Regions from separate parts of the Homo sapiens genome. Here region 2 is linked to region 1. A link is a loop called in an ENCODE intact Hi-C map of the cell type or tissue named here. Cell type or tissue: sigmoid colon. All regions are shown on one strand. Links, peaks and the distances in the headings refer to the core of each region. The heading gives the core; the rest is flanking DNA. Region 1 has its middle 28 kb from the start of LINC00595. Region 2 overlaps ZMIZ1-AS1 (ZMIZ1 antisense RNA 1).

Evidence for each region. Hi-C counts contacts between places; a loop is a spot of excess contacts. Peaks named below come from ENCODE experiments on the same cell type or tissue, not always from the same donor. Only the 100,000 strongest peaks of a DNase experiment are listed, where the experiment ranks them.
Region 2: it touches region 1 in a loop (7-fold over the local background); 39 of 110 quality-filtered maps call a loop at or near these places.

The regions. Positions count from the first base shown.
Region 1 is chr10:78,292,747-78,298,116 of GRCh38, forward strand. No RefSeq gene overlaps it. Among named protein-coding and RNA genes, the nearest start is that of LINC00595, 28 kb to the left of the region's middle. RefSeq lists an enhancer at 1-849. In sigmoid colon, for the core only: no CTCF peak of the experiment used is centred there; no DNase peak of the experiment used is centred there.
Region 2 is chr10:79,058,397-79,063,766 of GRCh38, forward strand. The region is part of intron 3 of ZMIZ1-AS1 (ZMIZ1 antisense RNA 1); the gene reads right to left. Among named protein-coding and RNA genes, the nearest start is that of ZMIZ1-AS1, 6.4 kb to the right of the region's middle. In sigmoid colon, for the core only: no CTCF peak of the experiment used is centred there; DNase peaks (open chromatin) are centred at 1,615 and 3,225; H3K27ac peaks cover 1,007 bases.

The DNA of each region.
Region 1 (5,370 bases), core at 74-5,073:
AGATGAGGAAGTGGAGCCCCGGAGAGCCCTAGAATGATGCGCTTAATGCCCCAGCCAGGTTAATCTCTAGAAGCCCTTCTGCTCTTCACTCCCACCATGGCATTTCGCAGTCCCCAAAGTCTGGCTTGAGGTGTCAGTCTGAGTCCTCCCTCACTCTCCCTGCCCTCCTCACCCTCTTGTCCACAGCTCCCTCCCACTGTGGCCTCTGGGCTCCTTTTCCCTCTCCAGCTGGCTGACATAGGGGGTGGCTGGGGGAGGCACAACTCAGAAAGTGACAGCGACAATATTAGGAGTGAAAAAGATCAATTAAGCCCATCGAGCTGATTTGTGAAGCTGATTAAATTAGGAGCCTCCCTGGGGGCAGAGGCTCTCTCAGGTTGATAGACCCAGCTGCTGGCTGCTGTAGGGTCCTTGCCAGCCCCCAGGGTGCAATGGGGGCCACTTTGTCCTGCTCTGTCCACGGAGAGGGGATGAGGGGAAGCTCCCTTTAGAAAGCCCTGGCAGGGCCAAGCTCAGCACCCAGCCCATGGTCCCCTGTGCTTTCTTATAGAATCCCCTGCAATCCTGGGGCACTGAGTAGATTGGCCTGACTTTAAAATAAGATCCTGGGCCTCAGAGAGCTTAGGTGGCCTATGCGGGGCAACCCAGCTGGTAGGCACAGGTAAGTGCTGGACCTGGGACTGGAAACCAGGTCCTTCTGTTCCCTATGTGTTCTGTCCTCTCCTTGCCCTGTCCCCATATCCGGCTTCAACATCTCGGTCTATTACTCTATTTTTCCAGTCTCAAGGCTCCTGTCCCCACTGCCCACCCCCTCCCCCTTTGACTGGCTCTAATCAGATTAGCTCTCCAGTAACCCGATCCCTCTGCCCTGGTCTCAGGATTCCCTTTCATGGACTGTCTCCAGGGCAGCTGTGGCCAGAATATTCTTCCAGTACTTCAGAATCCATCCGCTTCTCCTGGCTTCTGGGTGGGGGCTGGGGAGAGGGATTTGGACAAAGACTCTAGTGTGTGTAGGGGCAATGAACCCTGGGGAGGTTACAGAAATGAGGTCGGCTTCTCCAGAGTGCACGAGCTAGGGAAGGGAGCGCCTTGAAAGCCAGGCTGCAGAATTTGGCCATCCTCAAACACCACCTTTAATGGCAAAGGAGGGATGGGAAAACTCCTGAAGACCAGGTAGCCATGGAGTGCTACATTTCTGGATGGAAAGGGGACCACACAGGTGACACTTGGAGTGGCAGGTGCCCGGGAAGGAGTGCTGCGTGTGGGTTGGGGTGGGGTTTGAGGTGGGAGAACAGAGGAGGGCTTCACTCAGGGGTGGGCTTGGGGCTGGGTCAGGAAGAGGACTGACAAGCCTGGAGGGGTGAGAGTATTTCAAAGATCCCTGAGGGTCCTTTAGCTCTTGGCCAGAGATGGGGCTGCAGGGGGAGAAACTGACCCTTAGACAGGGCCTGATTTCTCTCTCTCTCTCTCCCTCCCTCCCTTCCTTTCTTTTCTTTTTTTGAGACAGAATCTCACTCTGTCACACAGGCTGGAGTTCAGTGGCACAATCTCGACTCACTGCAGCCTCCGCCTCCTGGGTTCAAGTGATTCTCCTGCCTCAGCCTCCCGAGTAGCTGGGATTACAGGCATGTGCCACCACAATTGGCTAATTTTTGTATTTTTAGTAGTGATGGGGTTTTGCCATGTTGGCCAGGCTGGTCTCGAATTCCTGATCTCAAGTGATCTGCCCACCTCGGCCTCCCAAAGTGCTGGGATTATAGGCACAAGCCACTGTTTCCAGCCTGATTTCTTATACCTAGGTCTTCTTTCTTCCTTAGAGCAAGTCTGTGACAAATCTATAATTAATTTAAAAAAATACACACAAGCAAACACGGGCTCAGAGTTGTGTAGATGTAAGTGGTAGAATCAGAACTCACACCTAAGTCTACGGGGCCTTCGGAGCCTGGGACCTTCCGTGGACTAACTGCTAAAACTTCTGCAGTCTCGAAGTCAGGGGGCAGAGCTAGGGAGCCCCACAAGCCTCAGAGGGCCAGATAGGCTGGTGGTTAGGAGCACAGGTTTTAAAATTAGACTGAGTTCACTCTCCTGGCTCTGCAGCTTGCTTGCTGTCTGGCCTTGGCCAAGTTAATTTGCCTTTGTGTAGTTTACTTTCTTTCTCTATAAAGTGGGGATATTAATAGTACCTACCTCATGGGGTTGTTGTGAGGGTTAAATAAATGTACTCCCATGAAGAATTCCGAACAGTGTTGTCATTTGATAAATGTCAGCCATTCTTACTCAGGATGGAGCCAGGATATAGGGGCATTAGGCCAGGCCAGGGAAGGCAAAGACCTCTAAGCCAGTGCTCCCTGCTGTCTTCACATGTCTGTGAGTCTGAGCTACCTGTGCTGGTGGGGCCTGGGCTGTCTGGCTGCCCAAAGTGGCTGACACCCATAAGTCATTGTCCATCTCCAGATTTGAGTCCTACAGCCTCTTCCCATCTAACTGGCATGGAAACTGAGGCTCAGACAGGTTGCCGCAGATCTGCTCTTTGATTTGGGGCAAGTTAGTCCTAGAGCCCTACCCCCAACCCAGAATCTGAATCCTGGTCCGGGGTCTCTAAATTACCCTGCAACTGGTTTAATTTTTTCCAGGCGGACGCCATCCTCATGGCAGAAACATTTTTTCTGTAATCTTATTTGCAACTGCTAATGAGAAGCAGGGCCGCTTTCTGTTTCTAAACCTCATCCACATCTCTAATTTGTTTCCAGAGGCTGGGGCTGAGGCTTCTTCCATCTCTGTGAAATATTAGCAATTATTTCTCAATTACTTCTCATGGGGAAGGGATTCTTGGAGACGGAAATCTGGAAGCTGGGAGAAGCCATAAGGATGATGTTTTGATCTGACGTGAACCTTGCCGAGAGGCACACATGCTCTGTCATCCCTGCTCCAACTTGAAGGCTAGGCTGGGTGGCATATGACTCTGTCCCCGTCTCTTTCCTCACTGAGCCTCCGGCCCAGCTTGGTTCCCAAACATGGAGCTGCTGCAGGTCTCAGAAGCCACAGAGAACTGGGGAGGGAAAGGGAGGAGAAAAGTCTTCTTTGTAGTCTCACTAAACGCAGCTCTGTCACTACAGCTTATAGGATCACAGGCCTTAGGGTCATCCTTGGCTCTTTCTCTCACACCACAAACCCAATCTATGAGTGAATCCTCTGGGTTCTACCTTCAGAATCCATCCAGAATCTGACTGCCTCTCACCATCTCCACGGCTCCCTTCTAGTCCAAGCCAGCAACATCATCCACCTGGATTATTCAGTAACACCCTGACTAGTCTGCCTGCTATCACCCTTTGCACAGAAGCCAGGGGGATTGTTTTGGAATTCCACTTTTCACGCAACTATTTGTCCTTTTAGCTATAGTACTTTGCATTTTTTAAAGTGGTTTTTTTTTCAGTTCTAGAGATTACACATATGTCCTTAACTTTTCACAGTCAGTTTAGAGTTAATACTTTATCACTTTATGTAAAATATAAACCTCTTACAAATATTTGCCATCCCCATTGTATGCTATAGTTTTCATATGCATTACATCTATATACATTATAAACCCTATAAGACAATGTTATCATTTTTGCTTTAGTTATCTGCATATTAAGGAAATTAAGAGGAAAATTAACTTATAATTTTATATATTTAGCAATATTTTACCATTTCTGATGTTTTTTATTTTTTATTTTTCTTGAGGATCCAGTGCCTCTTTGATTTTATTTTGCTTCATTCTGAAGAACTTCTTTTAGTATTCTTATAGTCCATGTCTTCTGGTGACACAATCCATACATTTTCTTTTAAATGAAAATGTATTTTGCCTTCCTTATTAACTAATATTTTCACTAGATTTAGAAATCTGGGTTACAGCTTTTTTTTTTCTTTGCCCTTTAAATGATGTTACAATGCTCCTTCTGTACTCGTGGGGAATTGGGTTCAGGACCTCCCCATGGATGCCAAAATCCGTGGATGCTCAAGTCTTTTATGTAAAATGGCATAGTATTTGCATATAACTTCTGCACATTCTCTCATACACTTTAAAACATCTCTAGATTACTTATAATACCTAATACAATGTAAATGCTATGTAAATAGTTGTTGTATCATTTAAAAATTTTTACTCTTTTTTATCGTTGTATTGTTATATTTTATCTTTGAAAAATATTTTCCATCTGAGGTCCCATGACTGTGTTCTGCTTCAGGCCTCCATAGTTTCTGGTAAGAAGTCTGTGGTTATTTGAATCTTTGTTCCTCTTTGTAATGTGTCTTTTTTTCTCTGGCTGCTTTCAAGGTTTTCTTTTTATCTTTTATTTTAGCAGTTTGAATGAGTGTATGTAAATTTGTTTTGCACCAATTTGCAAAGTGGGTGTTGTTGTTTTTTGCCACTATTTATTTCTTTTTTTCTCTTTCTCTCTCTTTTTTTTTTTTTTTTTTTTTTTTTCTGAGAAGGCTGCTGGTCTTGAACTCCCATGCTGAAGCGTCCTCTAGCCTCAGCCTCTTGAGCAGGTGGGTTTGTGCCACCATGCCGTTTTGCCATTATTTCTTAAGAAAAAAAATTATGCTCTCTTATTCCTCTCCTTCCTTCTGGCACTCCAATTATGCATATATTAGATCTCTGACGTTATCCCACAGGCCTCTTAGACACTGTTCACTCTTTTATACCCCCCCTTCCCCTGCCCTCTTTTTTTTTTTTTTTAGGCTAAATGGCTTTTGTTGATCAACTTAAGCTCACAGCTATTTATTTATTTATTTATTTGTTTATTTTTGAGATGGAGTCTTGCTCTGTCACCCAGGCTGGAGTGCAGTGGCATGATCTCAGCTCCCTGCCTCCTGGGGTCAAGGCCTCCTGCCCCAGCCTCCCGAGTAGCTGGGATTATAGCTGTGCGCCACCATGTCCAGGTAATTTTTTGTATTTTTAGTAGAGACAGGGTTTCACCCTGTTGGCCAGGCTGGTCTCAAACTCCTGACCTCAGTGATCTGCCTGCCTCGGCCACCTGAAGTGATGGGATTAAAGGCGTGAGCCATCATGCCCGGCCATCTTCATTCTGTTTTAGGCCTATACAGTAATTGTTTAAAATATTCCAGGTATTGTATTTTTTAGTACTGGAATTTCCACTTGGTTCTTTCTATATTTTTATTTCTCTTTAGAGGTTTCCTATCTCTTCATTTATTATGAATGTATTTTCTTTTGCCTTGTTTAGCACAGTTATAATAACTGTGGTACTTGTCTGATAGCTTCAAATTCTGGGTCATCTGAGAGTTGATCTCCATTGACTATCTTTACCCTTGAGGATGGATTATATTTTCCTAATTTCTTGTGTGTTGATTTTGGGTTTTATCCTGGAC
Region 2 (5,370 bases), core at 240-5,239, 770 kb after region 1:
GAAAATGTCCTCCATTCCCTATTGAATCACAGACTGGGAAACCAACATGCCCCTCCCCAAGTTCACAGTCTCTGCTCCATCCCACCCACCAGAACCAGTGAATATGTCTAGTCTGACACCTAGGTGAAACCCTAATATACCTCTCCCATGTCTACAATTTTGGTCCTCCTGTTCGCCCTGCCTTGTCCATCCTCATTTGGTGGCAAGCGCCACCTCTCCGGGAAGCCTCCTCTGATTGCCTTATTGATTATCACCTTCTAGTCCCCTGGCCTCCAGATACCTGGGGACACTCCTTTCTTCAGCACTAACCACTCACCTGTTAGGATGTCCTAATGCGCAGACCAGGGTCTTCCTTGTATCACTCCACCCCCACCCTGCAGGTCAGGGCAAGGATGCTCAAAGGCTGCAGTGAACCATGGGCACATACACTCACACCCCTCCAGAAGCCATACTATTCAATAGCTAAGGCTTTGAGGTGGATTTTCTTGGATTCAAATCTCAGCTCTCTCACTCACTAGCTGTGTGACCTTGGGCTTGTTACCTAACCCCTCTGTGCCTCAGATTGCTCATCTGTTAATGGGAATAATGCTTCCAATGCCACAAGGTTGTGAGAATGAATGAGCTAACATATGTAAGCTCTTACCTTATGTATGGTATTGCTGTGTAAGTGTTGGTCATTGTTATTAATATTGTTATGTTATTATTACCAGGAGGCTACAGAGAAGTATTGCACACAATCTCTGTCCCCAAGAGGATGGGAGTCCAGACAGGAGCAGGAAATGGGGTTGACATTTCTAATCCTACCAGTTGCTCAAAACCACATTGGAAGTAGTTATCACCATCCCCACTTTACAGATAAGGAAACTGAGGCTCCCAAAGGTGTTGTGAGCTCCCCGAGGGCTCACAGCTCTGAGTCGCAGGGTTGGGATTGAGGGCCAGGTCATGCGGCTCCAAAGTCCACGCTCTTTCAACAGGCCCACGTTGCCTCTCAGTCTGGCAGGGAGATAAGCCGTGTACACAAATAGCTGCAATCCCAGGTAGAAAGTGATAAGTGCCAAACAGGGGCGATAAAGGCTCTGGGAGGGGAGGAGACTGCCCACTGCGGGAGGGGCTAGGGTGGGGGTCAGGACAGGCTTCACAGAGTGGGCAGCATCTCTGCGCAAGCTAAGACATGGGTCGCTGAATCCACAGTATCTAGCAGTGTCTGACATTGTCACAGGGGCCCAGGAAATATTTGTGAAAGAAAGAGAGGAAGGAAGGGAGGTGAAGAGGGAGAGAGAAAGGCAGAATGGGAGGGTGGCTATGCTCTGACCCCATTTGGCCCAGGAACTTGCTCCTCTCACAGGAAGACATAGTCAAGAGCTGCCACCAATTAGAGAAGGCCTTCATGGGGTCCCCATTGTCCTGTGACACCCCAGAGAAGTAGTTCAGGACTTTCAGGCCAGAGTTCCTGACAATCAGATGTTTTGCTCAATACCAGAAAGAACTTCCCAATGAGTAAAGCTAGACAAGACTTCTCTGCGGGGCAGGGGAAATGGTGTGTTGGAGCCTGTTCATATGGCTCACAAGGGCCGATTGTTAAATTTTCAGGAACTGCGCGAGCTGGTTGATGGAACCAACCAGCTGTGCCAGCTGGCTCTGGTCGGCAGCTTGAAACTGGCCATGGTGGGGGTATTTACACCGTAGACATCGGCAAATACTACAAACCAGGTTCTCCCCACTTTGGGGAGCCAGCTGTTAAACATTTACCAGCACACCACTGGCAGAGGTCTGCTATGTGAGGGAGCAAGCAGCCCGTCCCTGGAAGAGTACAAGCAAAGACAGTCTCCTCCTGGCAGGAACGAGGCTAAGGGGTTCTTTCTTAGTGAAGGGCTCAGAGCAAATGATCTCAGAAGCCCTGTTCTGGCTCTAAGAGCCTAGGAAAAGTCGGGTTTAAGAAAAAAAACTAAATCAGGATAATTCATGCCGGGAAATCATGAACCACTAGACCCAGAGACTGGGAGTAGGGAAGAGACCTGAGAAAATGTGTGAGGGGCCACATGCTTGGATTTCTCAGGTGGAAAACTCGGTCCAAGGTGACATGGAGAGTCAGGGGCAATGCTAGGACTAGAACTTATGTCTCTGGCTGCCCATCTCACGGTTCCTTCTAGGACATATGGGCTGGGCAACTAGGAAGAGGGGGATCTTTCTGCACGAAGTCTGGTGTCTGTCTCAGAATATAAGCTCTGCAGCAGTGTGGACCAAATCTGTTTTGTTCACTGTTGGAGATCTGGCATACAGCAAGTATTTAATAAATATTCCTTAAAGGAATCGATGTGTCTGAGATCCTGTCTCCTGGCAGCATTTGGTCGGGTGGAGGTGGTGGGGGCTGGGAATGTCATCCTCTGACACCGTCACTTCCTGAGTCCCCACTGCAGCTTAGTGACATGGAATCAAGAGACCAGGGTTCAAATCCCAACTCTGTCACCTCCTTTGACCTTGGCCAAACCATTATGCCTCCTGAACCCTTAGTTTATTCTTCTACGAAGTGGGTTAGCAATCCCTGCCTGCCTCTTGAGGCTGCTGTGGCACTTGCGTGAGACGTCAAGTACTTTTTACAAACTAAAGAGCTGTGTCCACAGGAGGAAGGGGGTGCCAGGAGAGCTGGCTGTGGTGGCAGTGCCAACCCAAGGGTCCCTGGTGGACACTGGACAGTGGCCAGGATGCTGCTCTCTTAGAACTGCTGCTTGGGGTAATCTGGGTCAAACTAGCCAATAGCCTGTGGAGAGGAGGTCTGAGTACCAGACAGCTCACGAAAGGGGCAGGAAGCAGAGGATGAAATGAAGATGGTAAGGGAGAGTTGGAGAAGTCCTTTTTCCTCCTAAGACCAAAGGCAGAAGGCAAACTAGCAACTTAAAAAACTGTTTTTGTCTCTGTAGAGCTGTTCATCATGTTCCCCTTTCCCCCACAAGACCTTCACTATTGCAAGAGGCCTTAATGTGTGAGCTGAGGACTGGCACCTGCCAAGTCAGGTGGGGGTGGGGTGGAAAATCCTCATATGTCCTAGAATCAGACAAGTGTTTCAAACGATTTTGGAAGAGGGATTTGTGTCGCTCTCCCAGACAAGCATCCCAAGTCCCCTCCTGGTAGGGTGGGAGGACAGGCTGGCGGGGAGGGAGGCCCAGCGCACCCCAGGCTGTGAGTGGATGAAGAAGGAAAGCAGGGGGTGGGGGTGCTCCTCCAACCCTCCCCCAAGTGCCATCTGATTTTTGCAAAGAGGGTGAAGGCAGCAGGAGGCTCAGAGCCAGGGCCAGGGAGGCAGGTGGAGAGGGTGTCCGTGGAGGGGCTGCACCGTCAGCCTGGGCCCCCAGTGGAAAGCAAAATAGAAAGGCCCTGTGTCAGCAGCCAGGCCCCTGGGCAGCCGGGCTCTCGGCTCCATTCTGTTCAGTGGGATTCTGGTTGGCACCAGCTGCAGTCAGGAACAATGCCTGGATTTCTTTCTTTCTTTCTTTCTTTTTTCCATTTTAATAGAGGGGGGAGAAGGACCAGAGCCACTCATTGAACAGCTCAGAATTGTGGAGGCATCTGGGACCGTGTGTCCTTGAAAACAGCACAGTCGCAGGGGCCCCACAGCTGGCTGCAAGGTGCAAGAAGGCATGATACACTGGGAGCTCCAGGTCCCAGCCCTGCTGCTGTCTCATACTTGCTTGCTGTGTGACCTTAGGCAGGTCCATGCCCCACTCTGGCTTCCCCACAGCCCCACCAGAGCTTGCCTTCCAGGACCCACTCAATGCCAACTCTTCTTCTTCCCCGAACTCTTAGAATGGCATTGGGTGGCCGGGTGCGGTGGCTCATGCCTATAATCCCAGCACTTTGGGGGGCCAAGGCGGGTGGATAATGAGGTCAGGAGATGCAGACCATCCTGGTTAACATGGTGAAACCCCATCTCTACTAAAAACACAAAAAATTAGCCGGGTATGGTGGCATAGTCCCAGCTACTCGGGAGGCTGAGGCAGGAGAATGGTGTGAACCTGGGAGGCGGAGCTTGCAGTGAGCCGAGATCTCACCACTGCACACTCCAGCCTGGGCGACAGAGCAAAACTCTGTCTCAAGAAAAAAAAAAAAAAAAAAGAATGGCATTTGGTGTGGGCAGTCCTTCCTGAGAGACTGTGAGCCCCCAGAGGGCTGGTTCTGGTCATCCTCCATCCTGTGGGCCTCTATACCTCCCCTGCTCCGGATGGCCTGTCAGCCCCCAAGGCCTTGCACTGGGTGATGGGATGTAGCAGTGAGCCATCCTATGACCTGCAGCCTTGACAGAAGAGGGCCATGTAACACAATACCTCCCTAGCCTGTGAGGTGTCATACTAGGAAATGAAACTCCCTGTGCCTCAGTTTCCTCATCTGTAAAATGAGAATACTAATAGCTCAGAGGATGGGAGGAGTTCATGTGTATGAGCTACTCAATGCCTGGAACATAGCAGGAACTTCACAAGTAATTCCTATGGTTATGCTGATGTTGGAGGCTGGGAGAGCAGCATATGGGGGTTAAGACAAGGAAGACGGCACATCTGGTGGAGGTATCAGGGTAGGCTTCCAAGCAAGTGGTTGCAGATGTGGCCTTGGTGACTGGGAGGGGTGTGTCCCAGGAGGTAGGAAGAGCATGAGCAATGGCACAGAGGTAAGAGTATGTACATAATGCTGGCAATTCTGGAAGTCACCCTGCATGGCCACAGGATGAGGTGAGGGCAAGGAAGCATGAGTCTTGAGGCTGGAGGACTGCACAGCCAGAAGGAGGAGAGATGCTGAGGATCTGAGACCTTCCCCCACCCCTCTCGGGGTGCAGGAGCTATCAGGAAGGAAGTGGGAGGCATGGTCCTCCTCAGGTCGCTTGTCCCAGACTTCCTCATCAGTGCCGCATGTACTTGCTCCTCTGGAGGGGCCCTGACGCAGGTGAGGGGACACTGCATGAGGAGATGTGGCTCTTGCACCCCCTCTTGTCCCCCCACCGAGTTGCTGGGACTACAGGCATGTGCCACCATGCCTGGCTGAGACCTGGCTCTTGTTCCAGCTCTGGTGCTTCCCAGTGGTGCAGTCAGGGAAAGCCATCACCTCCTTTTGGGGCTCAGCTTAGTCACCCACAAAAGGGCTGTTGTGAGGCTCAGAGGGTGAGAGGTGCCTCATGAAGGGAGGCGTTAGGGTCATTACCTATTCACAGTCCTAGATAGTCACAGTTCTGAGCAGCTCCCTCCAGGTATTTTCTTGTCCCTACTCCACTAAATGGCCCCCTCTGAAAGCCCTCCCTAAAGCAGGGCCGCCCTCAAACTCTAAAGTGAACTGTAGCTCAGTCCAAGGGTTAAAGGCTCAGACCTACAGAATCTTAGGACAATCAGA